Regions from separate parts of the Homo sapiens genome. Here regions 1, 2, 4 and 5 are each linked to region 3. A link is a contact called in ENCODE Hi-C or POLR2A ChIA-PET data. All regions are on one chromosome and are shown on one strand. The core of a region is the stretch at or near the end of the contact, and the rest is flanking DNA. Distances in the headings are between cores, read along the strand shown. Region 1 overlaps LOC105378956 (a long non-coding RNA gene). Region 2 overlaps TRIM29 (tripartite motif containing 29). Region 3 holds the start of NECTIN1 (nectin cell adhesion molecule 1). Region 4 holds the start of LINC02744 (long intergenic non-protein coding RNA 2744). Region 5 overlaps THY1 (Thy-1 cell surface antigen).

The links. A loop is a pair of places that touch in the nucleus more often than their neighbours do. ChIA-PET counts read pairs that join two places held with the same protein, here RNA polymerase II (POLR2A). Pooled maps may share reads with other maps.
Region 1: a map of aorta shows a loop between it and region 3 (2.0-fold over the local background). The contact joins the enhancer-like site here to the promoter of NECTIN1 in region 3. A Hi-C loop is called at or near these places in 38 of 168 maps with a recorded cell type or tissue (A673, Caco-2, HCT116 and 24 more), 27 of 37 single-sample maps with no recorded cell type and 35 of 50 pooled maps. POLR2A ChIA-PET finds 5 or more read pairs at or near these places in 7 of 52 experiments (AG04449, AG04450, MCF 10A and 4 more).
Region 2: a loop to region 3 is called in a map of sigmoid colon, with 3 times the contacts of the local background. The contact joins the enhancer-like site here to the promoter of NECTIN1 in region 3. A Hi-C loop is called at or near these places in 1 of 168 maps with a recorded cell type or tissue (sigmoid colon) and 1 of 50 pooled maps. POLR2A ChIA-PET finds 5 or more read pairs at or near these places in 3 of 52 experiments (MCF 10A, WTC11 and activated CD4-positive, alpha-beta T cell).
Region 4: a map of mammary epithelial cell shows a loop between it and region 3 (2.4-fold over the local background). The contact joins the promoter of LINC02744 here to the promoter of NECTIN1 in region 3. A Hi-C loop is called at or near these places in 3 of 168 maps with a recorded cell type or tissue (Caco-2, mammary epithelial cell and posterior cingulate gyrus).
Region 5: a loop to region 3 is called in a map of chondrocyte, with 5 times the contacts of the local background. The contact joins the enhancer-like site here to the promoter of NECTIN1 in region 3. A Hi-C loop is called at or near these places in 2 of 168 maps with a recorded cell type or tissue (IMR-90 and chondrocyte).

What each region holds. Positions count from the first base shown.
Region 1 is chr11:120,087,842-120,090,554 of GRCh38, forward strand. The region is part of intron 2 of LOC105378956 (a long non-coding RNA gene); the gene reads right to left. Among named protein-coding and RNA genes, the nearest start is that of TRIM29, 49 kb to the right of the region's middle. Within about 2 kb of position 1,375, at least 4 of the 41 ENCODE cell types and tissues checked have a DNase peak (open chromatin) inside an H3K27ac peak, as active enhancers do; they include ascending aorta, dorsolateral prefrontal cortex and prostate gland, where a contact is called at or near this core.
Region 2 is chr11:120,122,691-120,125,390 of GRCh38, forward strand. TRIM29 (tripartite motif containing 29) reads right to left here. Exons shown (of 9, transcript NM_012101.4): 5 at 264-365. Among named protein-coding and RNA genes, the nearest start is that of TRIM29, 14 kb to the right of the region's middle. RefSeq lists enhancers at 985-1,492, 1,914-2,700, 2,251-2,545. Within about 2 kb of position 1,346, at least 3 of the 41 ENCODE cell types and tissues checked have a DNase peak (open chromatin) inside an H3K27ac peak, as active enhancers do.
Region 3 is chr11:119,727,782-119,730,481 of GRCh38, forward strand. It overlaps NECTIN1 (nectin cell adhesion molecule 1), which reads right to left and starts at 1,419. Exons shown (of 6, transcript NM_002855.5): 1 at 694-1,419. The coding sequence starts at 772. NECTIN1-DT (NECTIN1 divergent transcript) reads left to right here and starts at 1,802. Exons shown (of 4, transcript NR_120587.1): 1 at 1,802-2,025. RefSeq lists enhancers at 743-1,604, 1,605-2,465 and silencers at 1,015-1,334, 1,395-1,804.
Region 4 is chr11:119,993,387-119,996,086 of GRCh38, forward strand. LINC02744 (long intergenic non-protein coding RNA 2744) reads right to left here and starts at 1,344. Exons shown (of 4, transcript NR_183635.1): 1 at 1,208-1,344.
Region 5 is chr11:119,416,426-119,419,125 of GRCh38, forward strand. THY1 (Thy-1 cell surface antigen) reads right to left here. Exons shown (of 4, transcript NM_006288.5): 4 at 1-2,700. All of the region lies in intron 2 of USP2-AS1 (USP2 antisense RNA 1), which reads left to right. Among named protein-coding and RNA genes, the nearest start is that of THY1, 5.4 kb to the right of the region's middle. Within about 2 kb of position 1,451, at least 7 of the 41 ENCODE cell types and tissues checked have a DNase peak (open chromatin) inside an H3K27ac peak, as active enhancers do; they include IMR-90, where a contact is called at or near this core.

The DNA of each region.
Region 1 (2,713 bases), core at 125-2,624, 360 kb after region 3:
TGAAGTCTGCGCTTGCTCAGGGACTAGCTTTGGAGAAGACCTAGAGCTTCAGGGTGGAGAAAAATCTATGGATCAGGCAGATAGGCCAGGAGGCAGTGGAGGTTCCCTCGGGATGAACATCTTGCATCTCCTGAGAGCTTTATCCAAGTAAGCAGCTTTCTAAAAAGACAGGATGAGAAAGTCATCCCAGGGAGCTCATCTGGCGGGAGGGTTGTGTGGAGAGCATAATGTAACCCCTTGCATGTGTTTGAAGTTCATCGATTTACAGTTTGCTTCCACCTGTAGTATTTCATTTACTCCTCACCACTTTAGGTAGGGCAGCTGGGAACTGAGGCCTGGGGAAGTTAAGCAACTTGTCTCTGTCCCACAGCTTGTAAAAGGCAGTGTTGACCCTGGGATCCTGGTCTCCTGGCTCCTCAGGCAGAGCTCTCGGGCTGTCTGCATGTGGAAGGAAAGGTGCTTGGGTATGCAGCCTGTCTCCTGGCCCAGGGAAGCAGAGCCCTTATGGACTCCATCAAGGGCTTGGGGTGACAGTGGGAGATGATGCTCCCAGAGCAGACAGGAGAAATTTTCAAGACACTACTAGCTCACCAATTTCCAAGAGCTCAGAAGCAGCATTTATTTCTTCTACAGGAAACACTTAGAAAATATAAGTCCTGGGGCCGGGCACGGTGGCTCATGCCTGTAATCCCAGCACTTTAGGAAGCCAAGGTGGGCGGATCACTTTGAGATCAGGAGTTTGAGACCAGCCTGGCAACATGGTGAAACCCCGTCTCTAATAAAAAATATAAAAATTAGCTGGGCATGGTGGCGTGCACCTGTAATCCCAGCTACTTGGGAGGTTGGGACAGGAGAATCGCTTGAACTCAGGAAGCAGAGGTTGCAGCGAGCTGAGATGGCACCACTGCACTCCAGCCTGGGCAACAAGAGCAAAATTCCATCTAAAATGTGTGTGTGTGTGTGTGTGTGTGTGTGTGTGTGTGTGTGTTTATGTGTGTATTCCCCACACATAGGACAAAAAGAACCCTAGGAGACCTCTCCTAGATGATGGGGTCAGAGTCATCCTAGGATTATGGTTAGACTTATAGACTTACCCTACTATGAATATATTTGCCTCTGCAAGGTACCAAGTTCTCTACCAAGGAAGAAATCTCTTTCCGTGGACAGTACCAAGGAGCCAGACGGGCACTTCTGTGGAGCTCTTCCTCCCTGCTAATTCTCTCTCTGGACTGCTGAAGCCGCCCAGACGTGCCAAGTTTTAGTGGCAACAGGTTTGCCTGCCAGTAACCAACATCCTCTACCTCTCCCCACAAGCACCTACAGGCTGACAATGCCAACTCTCCCTTTTCCATGCCAGGCAGAGCTGATGCTAGCTCACAACAGGCAGCAGAACCCTGTGCCAACAGCCAGAGTCTGGCCCAGTGGCTGGCAGGAAAGTGACCACATTCAGACTATGCCATTTGGCTCTTTGGCTTCTGCTCTGGAAAAAAAAAAAAAACTGGCTGAGAAGAGGTAAAAGCTTTTGGCAAAATATAAAGTTCGCATTCTCTTGGTCTCAACTCAGCAGGGATAGTGATGGGTTGGCATGTCTTCTGTGTATATATGTGTGTATGTGCACACATGTACACACGTGCATCCTCACACTCAATCACGTATTTTTAACAGCTATAAAACTAAGACAGAACCAGGCCAAAAGGCTCGTTGTGAAAGAGAAAGCACCCAGGGCCTTAGATAAAATTGTAACCAATCTTAGTTTGGGTCACCATGACATTAGAACAATGAATTGATTCATTCAATTAGAACAATCAGTTGGTTCATCCAATTCAAACAACCACCTGATCTCACCAATGAAAAAAAAAAACAACAACAACAAGTCAGTTGTTAAAGCCTTTGTTGACCAAACACACAAGGAGTTGGCTGAATTGATGTTTTACCAACTAAAAGCTTGTGATGCTGTACAGACATGGCTTGTGGCTCACCCCTTCCTGGGTGTCACTTCACTGAAAGAAAGAATATGGCATTTTGGTCTCTTCTGATTCTATTTCTAGGTAAGTGATGTTAACTATAACAACAGCAATAACAACAATGGGTACATGTGCACATGGGAATATCTGCTGTGAGCCAAGCACTCTACTGTGTCCTTCATATACTTTCAAATAATTCTCACAACAACCCTATGACATCAATGTTGTTATTATCCTCCCGACTTTAAATATGAGAAAACTGAGGTTGAGAGCAGTTAAATAACTTGCCCAAGGTCATACAGCTAGTCAGTGATTGATCCAAGGCCCAGACCTGGGCCATTTTCCTCCTCTTTACATGTGTTCACATGTGTGCTGTTGTCTCCCCAACTAGAATGTAAGTTCCATGACAGAAGTGACCTTGTCTATATTGTTTGTTCTTGGATTCCCAGATTGAAAACAGTGCCAATAGACAGGCACAGAATAGACTCTCAGTAAATAACTATCGAATGAATGAATCAGCCTCACCTCAACTGCGAGATGAAACCAAGCAGCTTCATATCCACCTCTGAAGTGAAGCCCCAACACAGACAGTATCCAAGGATGGGTAATGGGGTGTGGCCCTCCCAGAGAACAAGGATTGGGTGAGTCCTTGCTCTCTGCTGTTGGCAGGGACAGGTGGACAGACACTTCCCTGCCCCAATCAATGCAGGTTTCCATCAGTCATTTGTCTCCATGATAGGCCCCTGTGC
Region 2 (2,700 bases), core at 96-2,595, 390 kb after region 3:
CTGCCTGTGTGGCCCGGGAGGAATGCCTCTGAGGAGCTGGCACCAGGTAACTTCTCATTCGAACCAGGACACTTCTGAGAGCTAACACAGACCTGTTCATCATCACATCAGGACAACACGTAGATGCCAGGACTTTCCCAGGCAAACTGGACATGCCATCACCCCCACTCAGAAGGAACCTGGCTGAGAGTCACTGCACGGACTTTGGGGGCCCCTGGGCAGCAGGAGAGACACTAGGTCTGGGGTGAGGGGCTCCCTCTTACCTTTGGGTGTCAGGTACATGGAGTATCTCTTCATGGTGTCCGGTGCACTCCACTCACCCCCGAAGCTGTTCGTGTAGTTGTTCACATAGCGATGGTCACCACCTAGGAAGCAGAGGGTCGGGTCAGCAGAGGAGCCAGGTGGGAAGGAGGAGCCAGCCACTGGGGACTTTTGGGGCTCAGATGAGTCACCCCATAGCCCTTCCCCTATCTCCCAGGCAGATCCAAGTTTCCCCAACCTCTCAGAGAATATGACGCCCTGCCCAGCATTCACTCGGTTCCTGAGCTCTTGGTGGAGAAGGTGTCTGCAAAGAGCCATCCACCCTCTTGAACTAAGCCCTTGTAAATACGATTGTGTGCACAACACTTCCTAGCACTTCACCTTTACAAGGTGCTATTAATGCCCATTTCTTATTTGATCCATACATCAATTGTGGTTGTATCCCCCTGAGACAGATAAGGAAATTGAGACTCAGGAAGTAAGAGAAGCAGCTTGCCCAATGTCACATGCCGATAAGGGCAGAGTTGGGGATTGAGCTCTGGCTCGCTACTTCCGGGTTCAGTCCCAGCCACTGCTGGCAGCCTAAGGTGAGGGGATGAGGTCCCAGTGTTGGCCTCCATGGCCCAGGGATCCAGGCAGTGGAGTGAGCTGCTATGGCAGGGGCCACTCAACTGCAGACCCCCTAACTCAAACAGATCTGCTGCTCGACACTTGACTTCCCTCAGCCACCTCCACCCCATTCCTTTCTCTTTCGACTTCCCCGTCTTCTACTTTCCCTGTCCTTCCCTCTCTCTCTCCTGAGCAAGAGGAGAAATGTGCCTGAGACCCTCATTCTTCATCTTCATCACCTGCGCCTATCAGTGTCCTGGTGCACAGCAGATACTCAAAGAATAAACAAATGCCCTCCTAGGTGTTAGCCCAGCCCTGTGCCCCACAGAGTCCAGGATGAAGTGGCCTGGTGTCTCTTAGCGCAGGGGCCTTTGAGGGTGTGGACGAGTCCCTGGTCTGGTGGGCAGGCTAGCATCGGGGAGGAGTGGATGGTCACTCCACTGTCTGACTCACCGGCCACCACCTCCTAGAGCAGACACACTCCCAGCAGCCACACGAAAAAACAACACAGAGGCAGAGGAGCCGCCCCCACGGCCCCAGGCACAGGTGTGGGCTACTGAATCAGCAGTGCCCATCCCTGCTCCTGCTTGCCACCTCGCCACACACCTCGTACAGGACGCAGGGCCACACCTGTACAGAGGCCGTGGCCAGCATTGTGACCTAGAAATGGGACAGTGAGCGGCCAGGAGCCTGAACAGTTTCTGCAAGGCTCACCCCACCCCAGTCTAGGCCATCCCCCAGGCCTGGCCGGACCTCACCGGAGGGGCTGCCCTGCCGAGTTTGTACCCCAGGGACGATGATTATCACACTCCTCAACCCCACTTCTGCAGCCACCGCCAGCCGCAGCTTCTCAGATGAGAGGGCATGGGAGACTGAACAGCAGAGTGTTCAACCCCGCCGTACCCCCTACCGAGCAGTGCGCCCTTTGAAAGGATGCTTCTCTGAGCCTCAGCCTTCTCGCCTGTAAAATGCAGTACACCCCACAGGGAAAATAAGGTAATGTGCGTGAGAAGCTCAGTGAAATGCCCGGCATCGAGCGAGCACTCAATCATTGTCAGCTGTCACCATCACCATTAGCATCATCACTATTGTCATTAGAAGGAGGATTTCGGGATCTGAGTGCCGTTTGAAGCCAAATGATTGTCTTGCTGAAATGGCTTATCTGTCCTTGTGTGTGATTGAATGTCCCCCACATTTCACAGGGACACCATGTGATATTGCCATCGCCAAGGTGCACAAATGGCCTCCTGAACCCCAACCCTTCTGCACACTTTTATCCCCCTCACCCCCTTCTCCTCCCCCAAAGAATCATATGCTGTGTCTGGAGAGCAATCAGGGGTCCTTTCCTTTGGGGTATTCACGTCTAGCAGTCATTAACAAGGCTGTACTCTCAAGGCCCCGTGCAACGCCTGGGACACCGGGTGGGGCCTTGGGGAAAGTGCCCAGGCTTCAGGCCCTAAAGGGACTGGGTGGAAAAGGACTTGACGATGTTGTTTCTCAGGTTCAGAGGTTTTCTGTGAGATGATTCAGTTGACCTCTGAGGGGACAGCATGACTCAGAAGAAGAGCTGACTTCAAGGGAGCTGGTGAGTCACAGAGACACTGTGTCCCACCGTCCCCAGCCCAGCTCAACAGGCCAAGTCCAGCCTCTGGGCTCAGCACTGCTCAGCATGGCCATGATGACAGGCAAGTCCTCCCTCCAGGCATGGCTGCAGTTCTAGGTCACGTCTGCTAGAGTCTGCAAAGCCACCAGTTTGGAATCTGGCCCATACTAGTGGCAGCATCCACACAGCTGCTGGGCTGGGCCCGGCAATTAGATGTAGATCTGAAC
Region 3 (2,700 bases), core at 169-2,668:
AAGCCCGCGGTGTCTCCTCCAGGGAGAGCCCCCAGAGCTGGGAGCAGAGTTCCGAGGGGGAGCCCGGTCCCGCGCCAGGCCGGGAGGAGGCTGCCCCGGCCTCACCCTCCAGGAAAGGAACCGCAGGTGAGCGAGGAGCCGCCTCTGCCGCAGCAGCCGACTCTCCGCGCCCGCTGTGGGGCGGTGTGGGGCGGGAGGGGGCCCGAGCGTCCTGAGCCGTCTGGCAAAGGGGCCGCCGAAAGAGACGAAGCCCCCCCGCCATACTCCAAACCCGCAGCTCCGAGACTGACGCCCTCCCCCTGGGGCTGTTGTCTCCCACCCCAAGACGGTGATTACGGTGATTATTTTGCATTTATGTAACACGCAGTGTTTCCAAACTGCTTCCCGAGCAGAGAGCTGGTTATTAAATAAACAGAACGCTATTACATATTATTATTTTTTGTAAAGAACTGAGCGGAGAAAGTGCTTTCATGCTACATAGAGACGTGCATCTGACTGCTTCCCTGCAGGGCAGGCGGTTCGGCTTCTCAACCTCTTTCTCCGCCGTGCCACCTCCCACCCCCTTTACCCAAGCCGTGACCCAACTTTTCTGGCTCCTTTCACTCCCCACAATCCAGTCGTGCCCGCCATCCGGCTCCCAGCCCCGGGGAGGCATTGGATGGGGGTGGGGACAGCAGAGGTGAGCGCTCTTACCTGGGAGGAAGAATGCGGTCAAGCCGAGAGCGAGTCCCCACCAGCGTCCAGCGGCGCCCGCAAGCCCCATCCGAGCCATCGGGGGCCGGGGGTCCGGCGAGAGGGGCGGCGAGGGCAGCGCTCCTCGCGCAGCAGAAACCAGCCCGGAAGATGAGGGAAGATCGCTGGCGGTCGGCGGGCGCTCGAAGGATCCAGGTCAGCTGCAGCCGTCGGCCGGGGCGGGGTGGGCTGGGTGGGATCCGCGCGGCCGCAGTCCGGGCCCCGGGCCGCCGCCGGCTCAGAGGCTCGGCAGATGCCCGCCGCAAGTTGCACGAGTCATGCCCCTTCGCCTCCTCCGCTCTCCTCCCGGCGCCGGTCCCCGCCCTCTTCTTCCACGCAGAGCGGGGCTGGGGAGAGGGACCCACCCCCGGCGCGCCCGGCTGCCCGGTTGCGCGGCGCGGGCTCCTGGCCCCGGCCCGCTCACACCCTCCCGCTCGGCTCCAACTTGCAGGCGTCCATGGCCGGCCGTCCTCCGAGGGTGGCGGGACGCACCCGGGCGGCGCAGAAGGCTCGGGGCCCAGGCGGCGGGCGCGGGGCTCGGCGGTCGGCGGCCCGGGTGGCTCTGGCTGCGCGGCCGGGCGCGAGGAGAACGGGTCGGAGGCGCCGCGCGTCCCAGCCGCCGCCGCTCTGCCGGGTGCCGGCGATCCGCAACAATGTGGAGCCGCGCTCGCTGCTCTCGCTCTCTTTCTCTCACTCGCCGAGCTCCAGCCTCTCACCCGCTCGCCCGTGATGTCAGCCAGAGGGGAGGGGTTAGCGTTAACCCCCTCCTGGCCTCGATGCGCGCCCGCCGGGGCCCGGTCGGAGCCCGAGCGCACGCGCCTTCCCGACCGAAGCAGAGGCGGATCGCGAGCGCGGGCTGCGGGGTCCGGCTCAGGACCCTCGCTCGGGAGCTACCCCTCGGCCGCCTTCCAGCTGGGGAGCCGGCTGGAGCGCGGGCTGCCCTCCTCCTCCGCTGACAAAGGCAGGCAGTGACCCCTAGCGGCCGGCGGCGCCGAGGCGCGGCGGGTGGGGGTGGAGTTAGGACCGGGCCGGGGGCGGCGGTGGAGGAGAGGGCGGGATGGAGAATCCCGGCTAGCAGCGTGGGAGCTGGCAGGGCTTCTGCAAGCCCTCTGCTCCCACCCTGGCCCCATTTCACAGACGAGGAAACAAAGGCCCAAAGAAGAGTTCCGCCCGGGACGGAACGTGGCATAGCTCGCAACAGAACCCAGTCTCCGGAGATCCCTCTCCTCTGCACCACTTGGACGTTCCACGGAGAGGCAGCGGTGCGCGGGGCGACGGGGAGCTGCCAGAGAAGTCAGTGGTGGGCATGAGTGGGTGAGACGGGCCCACTGAGGTTTCTGGTAGAGTTTCTTTTCTAATCCCTGCTCCCTTCGGGGGTTCCTTTTCCAAAAATTGAAGCACCCCGCGCCCCGCCCTTGCCCAAACATAGCCTGAAAACGAGCTCTCCTCCAGTTTCCAGGACCTTAGTTTTGAGAGATTTGTGGGATTCCCGCGAAAGTGGATCGTCCAGTCAGTGTCCCTGGCAGGGCAGGGACTCTCCGCCCCATCCCGTTCACCACCCACTACATCCGGGTGTGGTAGGATTTCTGCCAAGGCGACTGCGCCCTCCGGGCCTTCCCTCTTCCCCTTACTCTGGTCCTCCTATCCCCATCCCCTCCCCCTGGGGGAGGAAGACAGACAGAGTTTCCCACTAAGGAGAGCCGAATTCTCCCCAGACCCTGGCCGGACACTGCTCCCTCTACCCTTTGCCCAGCCCTCTAGGCGGGCAGGAGCAGAGGGGAAGTGGCTGTTTCTGATAACACGTAAATTCTGGTTCCTCACTGGAGAAGGGGCAAAGACAGCGCCATATTCCCACTGTCTGGAATCCGGCCCTGGAGTGTCTCGGTTTCTCGCGGAAGTAGTCAGATCTGGCATTGTCATGAACACTCACCCACTCACTGTATGGTCTTTTACATTTAACAAATGTAA
Region 4 (2,700 bases), core at 94-2,593, 270 kb after region 3:
AAAGTCGCACTGTATCACAAACACAAAGAAATGTGTGAAATTGCTCTGAGGGTGGAGTTTGATGGCCCTAGTTTGGAAAAACAGATGCTCCAGTTCTGCAGTGAGTCCCCAGGATTGCAGGCACCAGGCCCCTGGTTGGAGGTTGGTGTCACAGCCAGGGGTGTAAGATGTAAAGACAGCCAGCGGGGGCTGGTAATGTGCTCAGTGTCCTTGGCCCTATTGGGCATAAGGTCGGAGAACAGGGTCCTTCTGTCTCTCCTCATGCCCTCAGATGATTGGGGCTAGCACCCTTATAGTCTATAGGTATCCTCAAGCCAGGGCCACAGTTCCAACCAGGAACACCCAGGTGGAGCCCCACCTGGTGCTTTGCAGGTGAGGCCAGCTCTCACACCTGGGAAAGGCGACGTGAGAGCTCAGTGTTCTGGCACACCCCTGACACCACCACCTGAACAAGTCTGGATATGCAAATGATCTCCTTCCTTCATGGTTTTGTCCTATTCTAATCCATAGCTCAGCCCTGGCTAATCAGCAGGAACCACTGCCCCCCTGTGGGGGCAGGGACAAGGCAGGTGTTCTGAGCTTGGGAGCCAGGGCCAGGGCAGGGCTCTGACGTTGGGAAGGGATGCCAGCCAAGGGGGTTCATGCCAATGGAACTTTGCAGAGGCAAGTCTTCGCAGGGCTATTTGCTCAAGAGCCTGGAACAAGCAGTCCCAGCCTCCTCCCCAACTCAAACCCAGGAAAGAGCTCCCTTGGGATTTCTAACCAATCCCCAACCTTTGTCCCTTCTAGGGACCTGGAGCCCAGGGCAAAGCAATGGCCAGGGAGCAGAGCGTCATACAGCACCCTCACAGCTGATGTCCCCATGGTGGCAAAGGCAGCCTCCATGGCTTCCATTTAACCTCTCTGGACCCTCAGCCCTAGCTATGGCCAAGGAATCTGCTTTTCCAATATTGCAAGGAGAAGGCAGCAGGGTTTGTGAAGATGCTGTTTTCCCACACTTAACCCCCAGAATCAGAATGGGCCCATGGCAAAAGTGGGGACAGAAACGTGGGAGTCATAGCCACACCAATGCTGGCAGGATCTTTTGGCTCATTCATGCACACCCACCATGTGCCCAAGAGCCCACGGCTGGCGGGGACAGGGCCAGACCCCAAAGAGAGCCCAGCATGTCTCTGGCCTTCTCCCCAGTGGAGGCCCCTCTTCCTACCTCTCCCTCGGGGTTCTGGGATGAGATCTACAAAGACTGAGGGGTCGAGGGCTAAGACAGACTCTCGACATGACTCTCAGAGGAGTGGAAAGCTCCTCTCCCATTCCTCCAAAACTGGTGACTGCGGCAAGACTAGCAGAGGAGCCAGCTGGAGCTGCCCAAGTCATACTCCCATTGCGTTGTGATGTCACAGAGGCCCGAGGAAACGCTGGCCTCCAGTCAGAACTAATCTGCTACTTAGAGCCTATAACCTTGCACAAGTTACAGAATCTCTCTAACCCTCAGTTTCCTTACCTGGAAAATGGGCATGCTATATCTACTACTCAGATTCATTGTGAGAACAAACAATAGCCCACATATAGAGCATGCAGCAAGGTGTGTGGCTCTTTATAGGCACCCACCACTGTTCTCTTTTCCTCTTTACTCCTCTCCTTTCCCTTTCTGGACTTCAGTCCAGAAATGCTCTCTATTGTGTCTATGACCACTATGTCCAATCACCAAGTCACTTTCAATATGTCTAGTGACACGATGGAGCAACACGCACACTCTGCACAACACTTCTTCACCATGTATACTCGCAAAGATGCACCAGGCATGCTGACTCTGCATCACAAAACAGAATTCCAGCCCTGGGTGACACGTGCCCTATGAATATAGTATTCATAGGTTTTCAGAAACAGTTCTGATCTATGCCTATTTGACATCCAAACTGTGACATTTTTAGAATGAAAATGTTGCCAGGACAACAAGTATAAACTAGGAATGTCCTGGAAATCCTATGAATACTCATTAGGACCTCGATCTCTTAGGGTAAAGAAGGCTTCTGTCTCTACACTCCTACCTGGGATGTTTACAGTCCTTGGGCCTCTGCTCTGGGAAGACTCCTGAGCCACCAGGCCAGGTTCCCTGCTCCAACTTGGATCAACCCAACGCCTAATGCTTCCTTCCCTCTTTACAAGGGACTGCTGCCTCCACTTCACCTATTTGCTTCTCTGTCTCTCACACTCACCACGAGCAACCTGAGGATGGGGGTCCCCATACCTAACACTGCCTGGCTTATAGTAGATGCTCAAAAATGTGCATATGAGCCGAGATCATGCCACTGCCCTGCAGCCTGGGTGACAGAGCAAGACTTTGTCTCAAAAAAGAAAAAAACTGTGCATGGGGAGAAAAAACAGATAAATGCCCCACTTAGGAGAGGAAAACTAGGCAGAGAGTAGGGGGTTAATGCAGCTCCTGGTGGAAGCTGGAAGAAGTCAGCCCAGCTAAAAGAAGAGGGCTGTTGTTTGCTACCAGGCAAGCCAGAGCAGGCTTCTTCTGCCCCCTCCACTCCATCCCCCATGCACACGTGTCTGCAAATGGCACCTGGTGGTTGGCCAGGGAGATGACATCTTCATGCCCACAGGTGACGGGCCGAGAGGACAGTTAGTGCTTTGTTGAAAAGCTTTCAGAGTCGGAGTCTCTGCTCTCAGAAGTAGGAAGACAATTCAGAA
Region 5 (2,700 bases), core at 201-2,700, 310 kb before region 3:
AAGTCTGCGGGCTCCCAGTCCTCAGCATGGTCATTCCGGGTAGGTTTATTTTATTTTTTATTTTTTTGAGATGGAGTCTCACTCTATCTCCCAGGCTGGAGTGCAGTGGTGCAATCTTGGCTCACTGCAACCTCCGCCTCCCGGGTTCAAGTGATTCTCCTGCCTCAGCCTCCTGAGTAGCTGGGATTACAGGCGCAGGCCACCATGCCTGGCTAATTTTTGTATTTTTAGTAGAGATAGGGTTTCGAGGCTAGTCTCGAACTCCTGACCTCAAGCGATCCGCCTCTTCCCAAAGTGGTGGGATTACAGGCATGAGCCACTGTGCCCATCTCTGGGTAGGTTTGCGTTGTGAGGCCTGATGCCCTGTTCTTCTCTTCTCCTTTCCGAAGTCCGTGGCCCTCTGGTGGCCTCTGTGGCTTCTTGAGCTAATCTCACCCACTGTGGGCCTCAGGTTCCGCTCCCCTAAACATGGCTGCAGAGGGCAACACCATCTCCCAGCACCCTTCTAAGAGTGTGGCTGCTAAACTCTTCAGGGACATAGTACTAGAGTGTGACAAAGACCCCATAGGAAGTGTCACACAGGTGCGAGGCTTCACACAGTGCCGCTCATTTCCTTCCAGAAATACCTCCATACTCTTTTACTATCCTGAGGGTGGGGCACCCCACATTTCTCTGGCATTTGATCTCCCTTCCCCCACAGCAGCTCTTCTCACCAAGATGCCTTTCCTTGGCACGGCGCTTGCAGCCCAAGCAGGGCTGAAGGAGAGGGGCCTGAGTCTCAGGGGTGTTCCTCCCCTTGGAGAGCTCTGGGCTGGCAGCATCTTGCTAAGGGGTTGTCAGCCTCCCAACCTGGGACAAGGACAGCTCCTCCTCCTCTGTGTATGGTAACTACAGGGGTGGAAGGCAAGGCAGAGAAGTTGACGGGAGGTAGCAAGAGTGGGAGCCGGTGGCATAATTTAGATCTGAGGCCTTTAAGAAAAATGCTCAGAAACAATCATCCTACCCAGTGCTAAATATCAGATGAGTCAGCCTCTGGGCAGCTGTCACCTTCCTCCCCCAAATTCCCTGGCAAAGCAGGGAGGCTGGCTTGGGGCTGCCTCTCTGACTCTGACAGCAGTTGGAACCCACAGCTACCCTGCGGTCCCCCTCTTGCCCCCAATCCCAGGATGCTCGCTTCCATTTTACTCTACTTTTAGGGAAGGAGCCAGGGATGGGCCTCAGTGTTCCCTCCCTACTCCCGAAGGGACAGTATTTGTCCCCAGTCCTTTCTCCTGCCGATGCTTTTGGATTTAGGAAGTGATGCCTTGAGGACATGGGCATCTCCCACCCTTCGTGCTCACCCTCGCAATAGTGGATGTGCCTGGAGGGTACATTTCTGAAGAACTACCAGAGCTGAGAAGAAAAAGCAGACTGCATAGCTTAGCGCAGATTCACGCAAAGCCACTTGTGCATTCCAGAGCCAGGGCCATGTGGTTCGGCCCACATGTTGGCAGTAAGCATGTTGTTCCAGCCAGGTGAGTCAGCAGACATGGGATGTTCGTTTATTTGGGCAAATGTGTCTCGTTAGGGTCATTCTGAAAAGAAGCCCAGTGTGCAGTCATTAGCCCCTGGGGTAGCGTTGCTACTAAGTGGTTGGGGAGAAGTCAGGGAAGAGGAAGAGGTGGCGTTCCCCAGCCTCACCCGTGGAGACCCCAGCGAAGCGGGGGCAGGCAGGCACTGCTGGAGGAGCGAAGGCCAGGTGGACACGAGGACAGATTCCAGAGGCTTGGTTTTATTGTGCAGTTTTCTTTGTCCTCAATGAGATGCCATAAGCTGTGGTGGCACTATACACAGTCACAGAACAGGAAGAACCACCGGGTGGGGGCTGGGGGTTGGGAAAAGCCATTTCCTGAGAAGTGTCCGGCTCCTGGGTCTCACTCCATGGCTTGCCTCAGGCCCCGCAGAAGTCCCTGAGAAGGCAGGCCTGCGGGGCAGGGGGCTGTCTGAGGGGCTCAGGCACCAGCCAGCAGGGGCTGGCACTGATGGGCGAGGGGAGGAAGTGCCTCCCTTAGAAACTTGGGCCAAACCCTGTGCAGCTCTGGGACTCCACCCCACCTGACTTGGAGGCTGTGGGTCAGAGCTCTGGAAGCTCTTGGGAGCTTGGGACAGCCTGAGAGGGTCTTGTCCTCCTTTGTAGCCCTCTCCACTGTGGGTGGAGGCAGGGAGGGGCAGCAGGGCCATGCTTTTAGCTTCCTTAGGCAGGGAGGGATGATGAACCCTCATCCTTTACCTCCTTCTCCAACCCTCCACTAGCGCTGCTTTCCTGGTCAAACCTGCATCTTCACTGGGTCATGCCCCAAGGCCTCTGAGGGACTTCCACAGTGGTAAGGAGGGCTGCCCTTTTTATTTTTTTTTGGTTGTGGCTGAGAATGCTGGAGATGCTCAGTTCTCTCCCTCACAAGGTAGGCCACAAATTCTTGGTGGTGCCCTCACATCTGGGGTCTTCAGGCACCAGCCATGCCTGCCGAGGAGTGCTGTCAGGACAGACCATGTCCGTGCTAGGCCCAGGCACAGCCCAACCACTCCTCATCCAAGTCTCTCCCAGGTTTCTGGTCCCGATGGGCAAGGATGACCCCTCCAGTGGCTGGTACCCCACCATCCCACTACCCCTCACATGCTCTCACTCTCCATCAGGTCCCCAATCCTGGCTTCCCTCTTCAC